Regions from separate parts of the Homo sapiens genome. Here region 2 is linked to region 1. A link is an interaction called in ENCODE POLR2A ChIA-PET data of the cell type or tissue named here. Cell type or tissue: GM12878. All regions are shown on one strand.

Region 1 (8,000 bases):
AAGTGCTGGGATTACAGGCGTCAGACACCATGCCTGGCCCTATTTGTGTCTTTTAAAATTTCTTTCAGCATGTTTTATAGTGTTCAGTGTACAAGTCTTTCTTGCTGCTTGGTTAAATTTATTCCTATTTAATTCTTTTTGATGCTATTATAAATGGGATTTTTTTCTTAATTTCCTTTTCTGATTGTCCACTGTTTATGGAAATGCAGCTGACTTTTGTGTGTTGACTTTGTATCCTGCAACTTTGCTGAATTTATTTATTAGTTTGAACAGTTTTTTTCTTGTGGAATCTTCAGGGTTATCTACATATAAGATCATGTCATCCATGAGATAATTTTAGCTTCTTTCTTACCAACCAGGGTATCTTTTCTTTGGTTTTCTTGCTTAATTGCTCTGGCTAGAACTTCCAGTACTACGTCGAATTGAAGTGGTGAATGTAGGTATCCTTGCCTTGTTCCTGATCTTAGAGGATAAGCTTCCAGTCATTCACCATTGAGTATGCTGTCAGCTGTTATCCTAGATGGCCTGTATTGTGTTGCAGTAGTTTCCCTCTATTCCTAGGTGGTTGAGTGTTTTGATCGTGAAAGGGTGTTGAATGTGTGCATGTATTGCATGGTAGCTGGCTGTTGGGGTTTGCTTGGATTTGGGTCTGATCTCTGTGGTAAGAATACTTGATGCGTATTCTCTCATCAGGAGGCATATTATGTCGAGTTCTCTCCCTTTGGGGAATTAGCAGCTATTAAGGCTGTTACTTCCCACTTAGATCCATTATTTCACTGGAAGTTACAAAATAGAGATATTCCAATTCAATGATTTCTTCTTTGTTTGGCAGCTGGAATACTTCTATAAAAGGCAACTTCCCTGTGATGGTGGTTATGCGAATCTACACGATATAAAATTGCGTAGAACTAAACACACACACACACGAGTGCCTGTAAAACTAATGAAGTTGGAACAAGATCTGTGGACTGTGGCAATGCCAGTTTCTTGGTTGTGAAACTATTCTGTAGTTGTGCAAGATGTTACCACTGAGGGTAACGGGGGGAAGGGTACATGGGACCTTTCTGTACTATCTTTTTTGCAACTTCTTGTGAATCTGTGATTTTTTTTTCTTGAGACAGGGTCTCATTCTATCACCCAGGCTACAGTGCAGTGGCACGATCACAGCTCACTTTAGCCTTGACCTCCTGGGTTCAGCCTTCTGAGTAACTGGGACCACAGGTGTACACCAACATGCTGGCTAGTTTTTTTTAATTATATATAGAGAGACAGGGTCTCCCTATGTTGCCCAGGCTGGTCTCAAACTCCTGGGCTCAAGCAGTCTTCCCACCTTGGCCTTCCAAAGTGTTGGGATTACAGGTGTGAGCCACCACACCTGGCCTTACTCTTCTGTTTTTTTCCCCAACCTTTAAAAAATGTTAAAACCATTTTTAGCTCTTAGGTAGTACAGACACAGGAGGCGGGCTGGATTTGGGCCACAGGCAGTAATTTGCCAATCTTTGCCCCAGGGCTAGAAGAGGAATCGTGGGTGGAAGGGCCACAGGCCTCTCCGTGGTGACTGCATCAGTTTGGACCCTCACCTGTTTCCCTAGGGGCCTTCAAGTCACTCCATCTAATGCACTGCTCCTCTAGTTCTGGTCAAAGAACATGTGTGTTCCTTATTATTGACTTAATAAATATTCTTTATGAGAGAAATAGAAAGTATATGCAAACAGCAAGATTTTAAAAGTTACCTATAATCGGCCAGATGCGGTGGCTCATGCTTATAATCCCAGCACTTTAGGAGGCTGAGGTAGGTGGATCACTTGAGGTCAGGAGTTTAAGACCAGCCTGAACAACATGGTGAAACCCCGTCTCTACTGAAAATACAAAATTAGCCAGGCGTGGTGGCAGGGGCCTGTAGTCCCAGCTACTTGGGAGGCTGAGGCAGGAGAATCTCTTGAACCTGGGAGATGGAGGTTGCAGTGAGCGAAGATCGTGCCACTGCACTCTAGCCTGGGCAACAAGAGCAAAACTCCATCTCAAAAAAAAAAAAAAATTTACCTATAATCCTTCCACTTGGAGAGAACCAAAGTTAAGTTAAAACTCTATGTCTATCCTTTAAGATTTTTTTCCTGTATACACATACTGCTAATTTAATTTATAGAGCCACATCTATTGATATGGTTCTGAAATCTGCTTTTCTCAGTTCATGAAGTTATAACAGCATTATTTCTGTTGTAACAAAATACCCAACCAGAAATGGCAGATACAGAACATGTATTGCCCCATGTCATGAGATCCAGAGGGAGGTCAGTTCCAGGACTGGTTAATTAACTGCTCCAGCAGTGTCCTTGACAACATACAAGCCTTCTGTCTTTCTGCTCTGCCATCCTCAGCATGGTGGCAAGGTGTTCCCTCCTGGTCTCCAAATGGCTGCAGCAGGTGGAGGCATTACATCCTCAAGTAATGGGAGGCAAAGGTCAGACAATGGGAAGAGAACATGTCCCTTCCTTGAGTGTCTTTTTGAGAGTAAGGAAAGTTTTAGAAATTCCTCAAAAGATTGCTTCAGGCCAGGCGCGGTGGCTCACACCTGTAATCCCAGCACTTTGGGAGGCCGAGGTGGGCGGATCACCTGGGGTCAGGAGTTCGAGACCAGCCTGGCCAACAGGGCAAAACCCCATCACTACTAAAAATACAAAAATTAGCTGGGCATGGTGACGGGCACCTGTAATCCCAGCTACTCAGGAGGCTGAGACAGGAGAATCGCTTGAACCCACGAGGCGAAGATTGCAGTGGCCGTGAGCTGAGATGGTGCCACTGCACTCCAGCCTGGGCGACAGAGCGAGACTTCGTTTTTTTTTGTTTTGTTTTGTTTTGTTTTGTTTTTTTTAATCGCTTCATTCTCCTGCCAAATAAGGTCACAGACCCATTCCTCAGCCAATCTCAGACAAGTAGAGGGAATGACCAGGAACAACCTGAACCGAGAACTGGCTCTGTTTCCCCTTGAAGCATACAGTCACCCATTACACGAACCACATGGGTTCTCTTAGCAAAGACAACAGGGCTCGGGGAAGAAGTGGTGGTTGAAAGGAACCACCAGGTCTTCCATATTAGGGATGAATGGGTGCGCGCTGGAGTGCCAGTATGTGTATTTGTATAAAAGGATGTACTAAAATTTCTACTTTCGTTTTTAGTCATTTTAAAATCTCAAACAGCATTTAAGGAGAGGGTGAAATGTTTCTCTCTCCCTAAAGGTGGTAAAATGCTGGTCTGATAACATTCTAAACATTTTTCCACATCCTTAGAATCTTGAGCTGTTGGTAAATATTCTATCATCATTTATCTCACCAGTCCCTCATTCATGGACAAGGAAGTTGTTTTCCATTTATCCTCATTCAGATATTGCCGGGATGACCATTCTTGGAGTGCGGTTTTCATGCACTTTCCTTTTGCCCCATGAGTGGAACTGCTGGGCCGTTTTCAGGCTTTGGAGAGCTGTCACCACAGTGTCCTCTGGAGAGTGTGAGCCAGCTGCCCTCCCACCAGCAGATAGGAGCGTATGGCTCATCTTCGCCACAAAATGAACCAACTACATTTTTGTGCCCTTTTTTTTCTGTAAGCAAAGACTTATTTTCTTCCCCATTTACATCAGGGTATTAGCTGGCAGCTGCCTGTATGCGCAGAGGTTCCTTCTGTCCCCAGCACCAGACTGGTCCCAACTGATGCTAAGACCCCCCAGGTCTGCCAGGCGGCCTCCCCAGGCAGGGGGAGTGTGGCTGATGCCTGCCTGCTCTCCTGCAGGTCCATAAATATTCACAAAGAGGACCCTCATTTACGGGGCACTTACTGTCACCCAGGGCCTTGAGATGACTGTACTGGCCCCTGGCCCCTGACCCCCACTGCCCTTCATGTCTCACATCTTCTCTGGCTAGAGCCAGAGGGCTGTGTTGTCCCTTGCTTGGGGTGGGGGGGTTGCCTCCAAGAGGCAGTGGGGCCCCGCTCCAGGCCAGCTTCATTCCCCTAGTGCCCTGTGGAATAATAAGCGGGGGTTACAGGACCCTCAACTTTGTGTGTGACCCTCCAACCCCCCGCCAGCTTTCTAGCCTCTAAGGAAAATATTTCTTGCCTCGATTGCTCCCCTCTACCCTGAGAGCTTTTTTTAGGAGTTGAGAAGGTTGAAATACAAATGAAACATACCCTGTTCCGTGGGAACGAGGTGCCCACTCAGGACCACCCCCCACCTTTGCTGCCAGCACTCCGTTCCGTCCCAGCTGACACTCTGCTCAGCACAGCGCAGCTCCACTTCCCAGCCGCCCTCGCAGGCAGGGCTGGCCTGGAAAATTCTGCTGTTAGCCAGAGTCCTTATCACTCTCGTGGTGCCTCCCTGACACTGAGGCCAAGTGTCAGCTACCACTTCTCATCACACTTGCAGTTTTTATTATGGTGGAGAAATATTTCTCTGAATCTGGGTTTCCACCAAAAGCGGGCCACGGGGAGCCCACTGTGGCCTCGGGAGTCTCCCCTGGGGTGGGCTGAAGCACAGTGTGGGAAGGAACCAGGAAACTCAGCTCTTGCCCCCTGGCTGGGGCCAGGACAGCTTCTCCTGACTGGTTTCATTTTACATCACATGCATTTTTGGTTCGTGCCTGTTACCTTCAGCAGCTTGGATGCCTTTGGAAGTACGTGGGGGTATAGATGAACTCACGACCCTTCTTGCCCCACATGCCACCACTTCTGATCAGAGGCTATGGATGCCCCCGCTCCTGCGGCAGGGCAGGTTCAGTGACAGAATTTCCCCATTTCACCATCAGGCAAAGGCCTGTGGGGGACTGATCTGTAAGCCCCGAGCAGGAGGTCAGGCGGCCCTGCAGCCTGGGCGAACAGCCAGCGAACCCAGGGAGGAAGGGCTCCCAGCATCGTGAGGAGAAGCTGAGCCTGGCTGGGGGCTGAGCTTCACATGCTCCTCACTGAGGGCCAAAGGTAGGAACCAGACGCAGGCCAGCCTGACCCAGCCCTGCTCCTAAGCACTGTACTTCCTGGTGACATGGCTGCCACCGGCCCAGGGGCTGGGTAGCTGTGTGCCACAGAGCCCAGTCTAGGAGGTGTGACCTGTGCATCTGCAAAGCCACCTGAACATGAACACAGACACTGGCTCCAATTCAGCAGCATACACTTTATTTCTAAATAGGCATCCAGTGACACGACTGTTCATACATCTATTCCTGACTCCCTTAAAGAGTCCAACGAGATGACGCAGGGGCTCCTGCATGGCAGCCACAGGTCCCCCATCTCTGACCCGCCTTCCCCTCCCAGCCCAAAGCCCCACCAAGAAGAGCAGCACATCACTGCTCAGGAAACAGGGGCCTAACAGGGGCCTCTTGCAGCTCACTTGGGGGAGAAAAATGAGTAAGTCTGGCCTTCATAATGCTTCTTAAAACAAAAACCCAGCACTCGTCATTTTTACAAAGGAAATGATGAAAAGGAATGTAAGATTCACATCCATCTTGAGGACAATTCAAGCTTCGTCATTTTGAGGACGATTCAAGATTTGCAGATCCTTACTTGGAGAAACCGTCAAAGCCTTTGGTGTAAGCCAGGCCATGCCCACCATGCAGGTGGAAGCAGGGAGGCCTCCCCATCCCAGCCTGAGGCTCTGGTTCCGCAGGGCTGGCAGCTGACTTTTGACCACGGATGCACATCTTCCCATCCAATCACAGGCCCACTGCTCACCAGCACTTCGCGCTCACTCCGAAGCCAGTGAAGCCCCCGCAGAGCAGCCGGGGAGACCAACTCAAGGGCACCAGAGGCCACAGCAAGAAAATAGCTCGGGAGAGGGGGATGGGATGGGGCAGGGGGTGTGTGTTAGTCTTCCTCCTTCTGTTACATGCCTGGTAACAGTGAAGCCCCTCAATGTCTAACTGTTGGACAACTGTTTGGGAAACGGCAGGAGACTAAATGGAAGGGGGCTGGCTCTTTATTCTCGAGGCCTTTATCTTGACTGTGAGATGGAGGGCGTGAAATGGAGGGCGTTAGACAGAGGACCCGGGGCTGTGGAGATGCCTTCCCGAGGACTCTGCTTCATGACTCCGCATCAGGAAGCTCAGGGTTTCCTACCCGCCCCCAGCAAGGGCAGCAAACACTGGCTCTCACTCGGCAGGGAATGCGGGGGGTGGAGGGGGGCCTTTTCTCTTCTGCATGTGAAATCCTTGTCAGTGGCAGCAAACGGCCACTGAGCTTCTCCCCACACAGGAATCAGGCAGCAGTTCCAGCCCTGAGCCACCCCAGGCCACACCCACACCCCAGCCTGCCCCATCCTCAGCAGAAGTGGCCTGGCCTCGGCTACCCTGCTGAGGACTCTCCAAGCATGTGCGCCCTGCGGGAACACGGACCTGAGACTTCATGAGGCCAAGCCCTGCCGATGGCACCTTTGCCAAAGGTTTTAAGAAGGGTCCCCAGTCACCCATCTTTCAGCATTCCATGGCACACAAAGGAATCCTGTGGGCTAACCTGGGCGACTCTGGCGCTCAGGCCTACCCCTTGGCCTCATGCCAGCCAGCCCAGCCCAGCTCACCCACTGTGAAGAGGGGTGGCTGGCTTAGGGTAGGGGCCGAGAGGGCTTCAGTTCTGCCTCTGGACAGTGTGTCTGACCTCCAGATGATGGAACTGAGCCACCCTTAGCCTGGCCCTGGCCCATCCCCCTGCACACTTATCTCGGGGACCTAGAAGCCAGCCCTTTTCCCTGCGAGACCCCACACAAGCCACGGGGTGGTTGTTCCGAGGGGTCATAACAACTACAGGCTGCAGAAAGCATGGGATTCATTCCAAGAACTCGTTCCACACAGCAGTGCCTGTGGTGGAGGGGCTGCTGGCTAAAGGGCTGGTTTCCTCCAGCGCTCCCTGGCTCCAGCCTTCACTCATCCTGAAGTATTCCTCCTACACGCCACAGTTCTCCTGTACCATGGCCTAGACCCAGAAGAAAATAAATACACACGCAGGAAGATATAGTTAAGCTGCGTATTTTTATATCTTCTATGCATTCACTGCCCCAAATAGAATTATTGGGTGTGCTAAAGGTAGACAGCAGCAATTTGTTATTCTCAGGCAAAAAAAACTGACCCAGAAAAACAGACTTCTATGGCCTTTTGTTACCAAGGTGAGCCAAGATTGCCAAGGAACACGGGGTGCCCTCATCTCTTGGGGGCACTCTCCCAGGCTGCTGACCTCACCTGGCCGACAGGGGGCAGAAGAGGCTCAGAGGAGATCGAGGCAGGTGCTGGTACCTCCTGGGAACGGTCCCGCCACCCCCTTTGCCCCCAACAAATCCTGGGGCCCCTCCACCAAGCCCCACATGCTCTTCCGCCACAGCATCGTTTTCAAGTCTCAGCTCAAAGTGTGAGGCCAGGTGTGACCTGGCTGGGGCTATCACACCTGGTGACGAGGGGGCAGACGGAAATGGGATCTGACTCTTTTCATTGCTTTATCTGTGAATTTAAGATTAGGAAAGAAAGAAATCCTGGCAAACTGAGTTTGCAAAACAACTTACATCTGGGAGATGGGACCCTAAACTTCAGGGGAGAGTGAGTTCTGGCAGGGGTGCGAGAACAATCTGGTCTCAGATCCCTGCCCGCACTCGCCCAGGGGCAGGCAAAGGTCCCTACCCTCTGACTTCCTCTCTTCTCCACTAAAAGGAAATGGTGGAAACCAAAATTAAGCAAGGCAATGGCTCAAATTATGGGGTTGAGAAATTAAAAAAGATCATATTTTAGCTCTATCAAGTACACATTTACTTTTCATGCAAAAAGTAAACAGTGTGCTTCCTGCTTGGCTGGCCTGCTCTGACTTCAGGGTCAAGGCGAGGTGGTAGGATCGGGCCTGGCCTCTCATTCCTGGCACAGAGGAACCTGGAAGGTCCTGAGGTCAGTCCCTCCTGACATCTGGAGCCACACTGCCTGAGGTGGAAGAGATGGAGATGTGCTTGCTCTAGCCCAGGGTCCATGCTGGCCCATGTGGGCCCACTG
Region 2 (8,000 bases), 170 kb after region 1:
ATATCTGTTGTTTTTGCCTGCCCAGCAACAATTCCACTTGAATAATTGCACTTTGATTTCCCCTCGGGGAGCCACCCCTCCCTACATCAACCTTGTGGTTCACAGGAAGCTGATCTTGCTTCCTGGCTCCAGGGTGGGGGCAGGTTGGGGAGTGGGTATGTGACCACTTCTGTCCAATCAGCACACTCCATCCCTTTAATCACAGGGATCGGTTCGGGGAGGAACATATGAATGAAGCCAGACCAATGAGACTTTATTATAAAATTTCTTTTTTTTGGCTAAGTGACTGGGCTGGGGAATGGAAGCCTGGAGCAGCTGAGAATAAGCTGGTCAGGAGGAACACATGAATCTGATGAAACCAACTCAGAGGGAAGCAGAACTAAGATATTGAGAGAAACTAAGGCTGCTGATATCATGTGAGCCCCCCAGCTATGCCTGACTAATACACTACATCAAGAGAGTATTTCACAAGCCTGAGAGCCACTGTCCCAGGGAGCTTATAGCAGCTTTATTCCTAGTATCCTCTAACTAGAAACGATCCAAATGCCAGATGACAGCAGTTGACTGGAAAGTAAACTATGGTGTATTCACACAACAGGATACTATTCAGCAATTAAAATGAATGGTTTTACAATCTCACTCATCGGTATGCATGAATCTCACAAACATGGTGAGCAAACGGAGCCAGACAGAACAGCACAGGTCCTCCTCAACATACAGAGGAGCTACATCTTGCTAAACCCATTGTGAGCTGAAAATACCGTAAATTGAAAATGCATTAATCCACCTAACCTACCAAACATCTTAGTTTAGCCTAGTCCACCTTAAATGTGCTCGGAACACTTATATTAGCCTAAAGTTGGGTAAAATTAACACAATGCCTATTTTATAATCAAGTGTTGAATATCTCATATCATTTATTGAACACTGTACTGAAACTGAAAAACAGAGTGGTTGTATAGGTACTTGAAGTCCAGTTTCTTTCTTTTTTTTTTTTTTTGTGAGATGAAGTCTTGTTCTCTCACCCAGGCTGGAGTGCAGTGGGGCAGTCTCGGCTCATAGCTACCTCGCCTCCTGGGTTCAAGCTAATCTCCTGCCTCAGCCTCCCAAGTAGCTAGGATTACAGGTGCGCACCACCATGCCTGGCTAATTTTTTGTATTTTCAGTAGAGATGGGGCTTCACCATGTTGACCAGGCTGGTCTTAAACTCCTGACCTCAAGTGATCCACCCGCCTCGGCCTGCAAAAGTGCTGGGATTACAGGCATGAGCCACTGCGCCCGGCCTTCTTGAAGTCCAGTTTCTACTGAATATGTATCACTTTCTCACCATCATGAAATCAAAAAGTGGTATGTCAAACTATCATAAATTGGAGACCATGTACATCATATACATACACATATCATATACATATACATACCTATACATATGTGATGTACATGTATACATCATATCATGTCCTTATTTCTTGATGTGAATGTTGGTTAAATGGGTAATTCCATTTGTAAAAATTTAGCAAACTATACTTTTGTTACAATGTGTATTTTTCTGTATGTGTGCTATGATTCAATTAAAATTAAAAAAACACACTTGTAAAAACCTCAGCAGATGCAAAACTGGGGAAGGAAAGAAAGGCAGGTTAGGACTAGGTGAATTCAAGAGTCAAACTATATCATTAGGACTCAATTTCTCTTTGCTGTTTGTATCAGTCTGTTTATATGCTCATTTCATTCTCAGGTTCCACATGTTGATAAAACAGTTGCCATTGCTGTGGCCTCACAACCTGTCATGTTTATGTCTAGCATGAAAGAGAAAGTTGGCCTCTCCAAAGGCACAAAGAAAGCTGGACATTTAGCATCATTGGCTCTGGCTGGTCTGCTCAGCCCTGAACCAATCACTGTTGCAAAAGGAATATAATATTCTGACTGGCCAGGCTAGTTCATATCATGTCTGGAGATGGAAATGGAGTTAACAACCTCAGAGAACCACATAGACTGAAAACAAGGAGAGAAGGAAATCTGGCTGTTTCAGAAGTCAAGTGAATGGATGCTGGGTGACTAAAAAATTCAGTAAATACCTGGTCCCTAGATGGCAGTGGCATCATCATTATTATCATCATAATTTTCTCTTAGCATCTAGAAAAATGTCTGGCATCTAGTTTGGTACTTGATAAATATTATTATTTTTTCTTTTTTTTGAGACAGAGTCTCACTCTATCACCCAGGCTGGAGTGCAGTGGGGCGACCTTGGCTCACTGCAACCTCTGCCTTCCAGATTCAAGCGATTCCCATGCCTCAGCCTCCCGAGTACCTGGGATTACCGGCACCTGCCGCTACACCTGGCTAATTATATATATATATATATTTTTTTGTATTTTTAGTGGAGATGGGATTTCACCATGTAGGCCAGGCTGGTCTCAAACTCCTGACCTCAAGTGATCTGCCTGTCTTGGCCTCCCAAAGTGCTGGGATTACAGGTGTGAGCCACCATGCCCGGCCAGTACTTGATAAATACTAATATCTGTTGAATGAGAGAATGAGTTATATCAGGCAATACTAGGAGCAATCTTGTCATGCCTTAGGCCTTCCTCTACAGGATAGGAAAGACTGAGGAGAATTTAGAGAAGGGATATAAGTCAGTTTTTATTTTTTATTTTTATTATTATTATTATTTTTTGAAACAGAGTTTCACTGTTGTCGCCGAGGCTAGAGTGTGATGGTGTGATCTCAGCTCATTGCAACCTCTGCCTCAGCCTCCTGAGTAGCTGGAATTACAGGCGCCGGCCACCACGCCCAGCTAATTTTTGTATTTTTCGTAGAGACGGGGTTTCACCACATTGGCCAAGCTGGTCTTGAACTCCTGGCCTCAGGTGATCTGCCCGCCTTGGCCTCCCAAAGTGCTGGGATTACAGGCGTGAGCCACCATGCCCGGGTTATTTTATTTTATTTTTAATTTTTTAATTATTTTAGAGGCAGGGTCTCATAATGTTGCCTAGGCTGGAGTGCGGTGGCTATTCACAGGCGCAATCCCACAACTAATCAACACTGGAGTTTTGACCTGCTCCATTTCCAACCTGGGCTGGTTCATCCCTCCTTAGACAACCTGGTGGTCCCCCCATCCTGGGAGGTTGCTGTATTGATGCCGAACTTAGTGCAGACACCCAAATGACATAGTACACTACAACACAGAACTCTTGGACTCAAGTGATCCTCCTGTCTCAGCCCCCCGAGTAGGTGGGACTACAGGCTCATGCTACCGCGCCTGGCTATAAGTCAGTTTTTTTTGACAGCAAAGACATAGTCCTGTACAGAATCAAAGCTCTTGGAGGCCTTTGCTAACTTTTACCTTACTCTCTCTCTTCAGAGGGGATTGGTGGCAGAAGGACCAAACCCTGGAAAATTCTGATTACAGTAACGGTGGGTGAAGCAGGAAATAAAGGAAGCCCTCCTTCACTGCTGCTAGGAATATAAATTGCTACAAGCATTTTTGAGAACAATTTGGAAAATAGTAAAGCAGAAGATATGCATACCTCACCTGTTCACCAAATCCTCTCTTGTAAACCATGTGACCTGGAGACATTTTTGCCACATGCACAAATTACATACAGACGCGTGTTGAGCCAGTTGCAGTGGCTCATGCCTGTAATTCCAACACTTTGGGAGGCCGAGGCAGGGGGCTGCGGGGAATCACTTGAGGTCAGGAGTTCGAGACCCGCCTGGACGACACGACGAAACCCTGTCTCTATTAAAAATACGAAAATTAGCTGGGCGTGGTGGCGTGCACCTGTAATCTCAGCTACTTGGGAGACTGAGGCAGGAGAATCACTTGAAGCCAGGAGGCAAAGGTTGCAGTGAGCTGAGATTGCACCACTGCACTTCAGCCTGGGTAAAAAAGCAAGACTCCCTCTCAAAAAAAAAAAAAAAAAAAAGCGTGTTGCTCCAGTTACTACTGCTGCAGCATAACAAATTATCCCAAATTTAGTTGTGTAAAACAATAACCATTTTATCATTTTGGAAAGGGCACAGTGGGACAGCTTGTCTGGGGCTTTAGATGGGAAGGTTTAAAGGGTGAGGATGACTTGACAGCTGGGAGTTGGGACATCTAAAGCCTTGTTCTCTGACATGCTTGGTGGCTGATGCTGGCTGTCATCTGGAACCTCTGCCAGGGCTGCTGACCAGAGCATCTGTATGTGGCCTCTCCACTTGGCCTGGGCTTCTTCACAGCATAGGGGTTCCAGGCTCCAAAGGTGAGTGTCCCAGTGATCAAGTCAGAAGCTGCATTGCCTCACAAATTGTGCAGCATCATTTCCATCTTTTTTTTTTTTTTTTTTTTTTTTTTTTTTGAGACAGAGTCTCACTTACTCTGTCTCCCAGGCTGGAGTGCAGTAGGGCAATCTCAGAATCTCGGCTCACTGCAACCTCCACCTGCCAGGTTCAAGCTATTCTCTCACCTCAGCCTCCTAAGTAGCTGGGATTACAGGCATGCACCACCACGCTTGGGCTAATTTTTGTATTTTTAGTAGAGATGGGGTTTCACCATGCCAGCCAGGTTGGTCTTGAACTCCTGACCTCAGATGATCCACCTGCCTCAGCCTCCCAAAGTGCTGGGATGACAGACATGAGCCACTATACCTGGCCATTTTCATCTTTTTATTGGTTATAGATGATTCACAATCCCACCCAGATTCACAGGAAGAGGAATTAGAGAAAGTTCTAGAAGAGCATGAGGACAGGAAATATTGTTGAGGGCATCTTTGGAAAATACATTCTGCCACACGCATACATCGCAGTCATGTTTGTGCCTGTCCACCATCCCTTATCCAAAGCCGTTGGGGCTAAACGTGTTTTGAATTTTAGAAATTCTTAGAATTTTGAGGCCGGGCGTGGTGGCTCATGCCTGTAATCCCAGCACTTTGGGAGGCCGAGGTGGGTGGATCACCTGAGGTTGGGAGTTAGAGACCAGCCTGACCAATATGGTGAAACCCTGTCTCTACTAAAAATGCAAAATTAGCCGGGCATGGTGGTCCATGCCTGTAATCCCAGCTACTTAGGAGGCTGAGGCAGGAGAATTGCTTGAATCTGGGAGGCGGAGGTTGCGGTGAGCCGAGATCAGGCCATTGCACTCCAGCCTGGGCAAAAAGAGTGAAACTCCGTCTCAAAAAAGAAAAAAAAAAAGAAATTCTTAGAATTTTGAAAGACAATATGGTGCATTCATGAAATCTCCTATCATACCCCTTGAGAGGACTGGTTCATCCTGTAAGCAAAAATCTAAACTCGGTATGGTGGCCCATGCCTGTAGTACCAGCTGTTCAGGAGGCTGAGGCAGGAGGATCGATTGAGCCCAGGAGGTTGATGCTGCAGTGAGCTGTGATTGCGCCTCTGCACTCCAGCCTGGGCGACAGAGGGAGACCCTGTCTCAAAAAAAAAAAAAAAAACAAAACAAAACAAAACAAAAAAAAAAACACTAAATATTTCCTCAGTGGAACATATGAATATTCACATTAAGTGGCATAATGATTATAAATAGCTTTCTGTCTATTCAGGTCAGGTTTTGCCACTAAAGAAGTTCAAATCAGGTCAGATCTTGCTGCTAAATAAATTATAAAAAGCCTTCCATTTTTAGGTTTCCTGGAATTTGAATTGTAGCTAAGGATTTATGGACCAGTATGAGGAAAAAATTGGAACAAACTTAAATAGACATCATTAGGAAAAAGGATTTTAAAAGGTGAGGCCAAGTTATATGATAAAATATTACACAGCAGTGAAAATGAATAAACTTGAGCCACATGTATCATTATGGAAATATCTTATAAAAATAATGTCAGGAGAAAGCAAGTTGCAGAACGGTATATTTATGATAAGTAAGGATAGGCCAGGTTTTCTGTATTAAAAATAGCCCTTGGCCTGGCGCGGTGGCTCATGCCTATAATTCCAGCACTTTGGGCGGCCGAGGCGGGCAGATCACTTGAGGTCAGGAGTTGGAGACCAGCATGGCCAAGATGGTGAAACCCTGTCTCTACTAAAAATACAATAATTAGCTGAGCATGGTGGTGCACGCCTGTAGTCCCAGCTACTTGGGAGGCTGAGGCAGGAGAATCACTTGAACCCAGGAGGCAGAGGTTGCAATGAGTTGAGATCATGCCACTGCACTCCAGCCTGGGCAACAGAGCAAGACTTGTCTCAAAAAAAAAAAGCCCCTATATCTCAGAGGCTTTATTTATTGCTCATGCTACGTGTCATTGTTGGCAAAATGGAGTTGGGAGCATCTCCTCCTCATTCTGGAACTTAGCTGGTGGGTGGCTGCTCTGAACAACATTGATGGTTATTTGATAGAAGGAAAAGTAGAGGGAAGGATGCACCGGCTTTTTTTATTTTTATTTTTTTTCTTGAGACGGAGTTTTGTTCTTTATTGCCCAGGCTGGAGTCCAGTGGCACGATCTCAGCTCACTACAACCTCCGCCTCCTGGGTTCAAGTGATTCTCCTGTCTCAGTCTCCCGAGTAGCTGGGATTACAGGTGCCCACCACCACACCTGGCTAATTTTTGTATTTTTAGTAGAGACGGGGTTTCACCATGTTGGCCAGGCTGGTCTCAAACTCTTGACCTCAGGTGACCTGCCCATCTCAGCCTTCCAAAGTGCTGGGATTACAGGCATGAGCCACCATGCCCTGCCGGATTGTTTTCTTTATGTGTGTGATTTCAGCTAGCCTGCAATTGGGTGTTGACAAGCACAAGAGGCCCAACCTGTGCTCTCCTGAGATTTCACCAAGGACCTCCCTTTCTTTAGGCCACTCCCCTGCGCTAAAACCTTCAAGGGCTCTCTATGGCTCAGAGGAAAAAGTTAAGAATAGTGATGGCTCCCATGGATTGAGCACTTCCTACATATCAGGCCCTTTATAGAGATACTATTTGTAATCTGTGCACAATCCTAGAAAGAAGGAACTGTCTGATCTCCATTTTACAGATGCGGAAATGGAGGTTCCGAGAGGTGAAGTGACTTGCCAAGATGACAGAGTGAGGGCAGGGAGGAAGGAAGACTGGCAGCCAGATCCATCTAATTCCAGGGCCCATGCTGAGCCACAGGGTCAGGCCTCACTCCTCCAGCCTCACCCCTCACCTCTTTCTTTTCCTTGGCAGGACTAGCTGCTCCAACCAGGCAGGCCTCTTCTCACTGCCCCTTGAGCAAACCTGTCTCAATGTCCCTTCAAAGACCATCTAGAATCTCACAGAACACCTTTTCCTACTGCCAGCCATGCTGAGTCCTGCCCTTATGACAGTGTCCCTCAGTTAGTCACTTTCCTGTAGCTCATATGTCACTAGGCTGCAAGAATGTCTTAGTCATCTTTGCATCTGCCATGCCCAGCACACAGTCACTGCACACCTGTCGTCCTTCAACAATTATTCAGCGCCTACTGGCTGCTGAGCACTGTGCTAGGTGCAAGGATACAGCAGAGAGTGAAACCAAATCCCTGCTCTCGTGAAGTTTACATTCTGATCTGGGAGAAGAAAATGAACAAGTAAACGCGTATATGTATAGTAGAATGTCAGGGGATAAAAAGTGCTATGGAGAAAAATCAAGCTGAGGAAGGCTATGGATAGAGAGTGCTGGGATGGGGAGAAGAAAGCTACTTTAGAGGAAAGGTCTTTTTGAGACGGTAACATTTGAGCAGAGATTAGAATACAGTGAGTTTGTCTGAGGAGCTGAATAGTCAAATGAATATATAATGAATACATGCTTTAGTGAGTTGGAAACCTAACTTGGAGATGAAAAAGTAGTGTGGAGGAAGGAGTTTGAGGTAGGGATCCCTGGATACTCCTGACATACTTCTTTTTCTTCCATTTAAAAACATAAACTGCCGGAGGCGGTGGCTCATGCCTGTAATCCCAGCACTTTGGGAGGTCGAGGCAGGCAGATTACCTGAGGTCAGGAGTTCGAGACCAGTCTGACCAACATGGTGAAACCCTGTCTCTACTAAAAATGCAAAATTAGCCGGGCATGGTGGC

What was found. ChIA-PET counts read pairs that join two places held together with the same protein. Peaks named below come from ENCODE experiments on the same cell type or tissue, not always from the same donor. Only the 100,000 strongest peaks of a DNase experiment are listed, where the experiment ranks them.
Region 2: POLR2A ChIA-PET joins it to region 1 with 6 read pairs; 2 of 35 experiments call an interaction of 5 or more read pairs at or near these places.

What each region holds. Positions count from the first base shown.
Region 1 is chr20:49,889,378-49,897,377 of GRCh38, reverse strand. SLC9A8 (solute carrier family 9 member A8) reads right to left here. Exons shown (of 16, transcript NM_015266.3): 16 at 5,136-8,000. Among named protein-coding and RNA genes, the nearest start is that of SPATA2, 22 kb to the left of the region's middle. RefSeq lists enhancers at 2,642-2,811, 6,443-6,612, 7,687-8,000. In GM12878, a CTCF peak has its summit at 7,214 (motif pointing right); DNase peaks (open chromatin) are centred at 3,007 and 3,428; H3K4me3 peaks cover 996 bases; H3K27ac peaks cover 1,549 bases.
Region 2 is chr20:49,717,213-49,725,212 of GRCh38, reverse strand. It overlaps the pseudogene RN7SL197P. Among named protein-coding and RNA genes, the nearest start is that of B4GALT5, 7.3 kb to the right of the region's middle. In GM12878, a CTCF peak has its summit at 2,073 (motif pointing right); no DNase peak of the experiment used is centred here.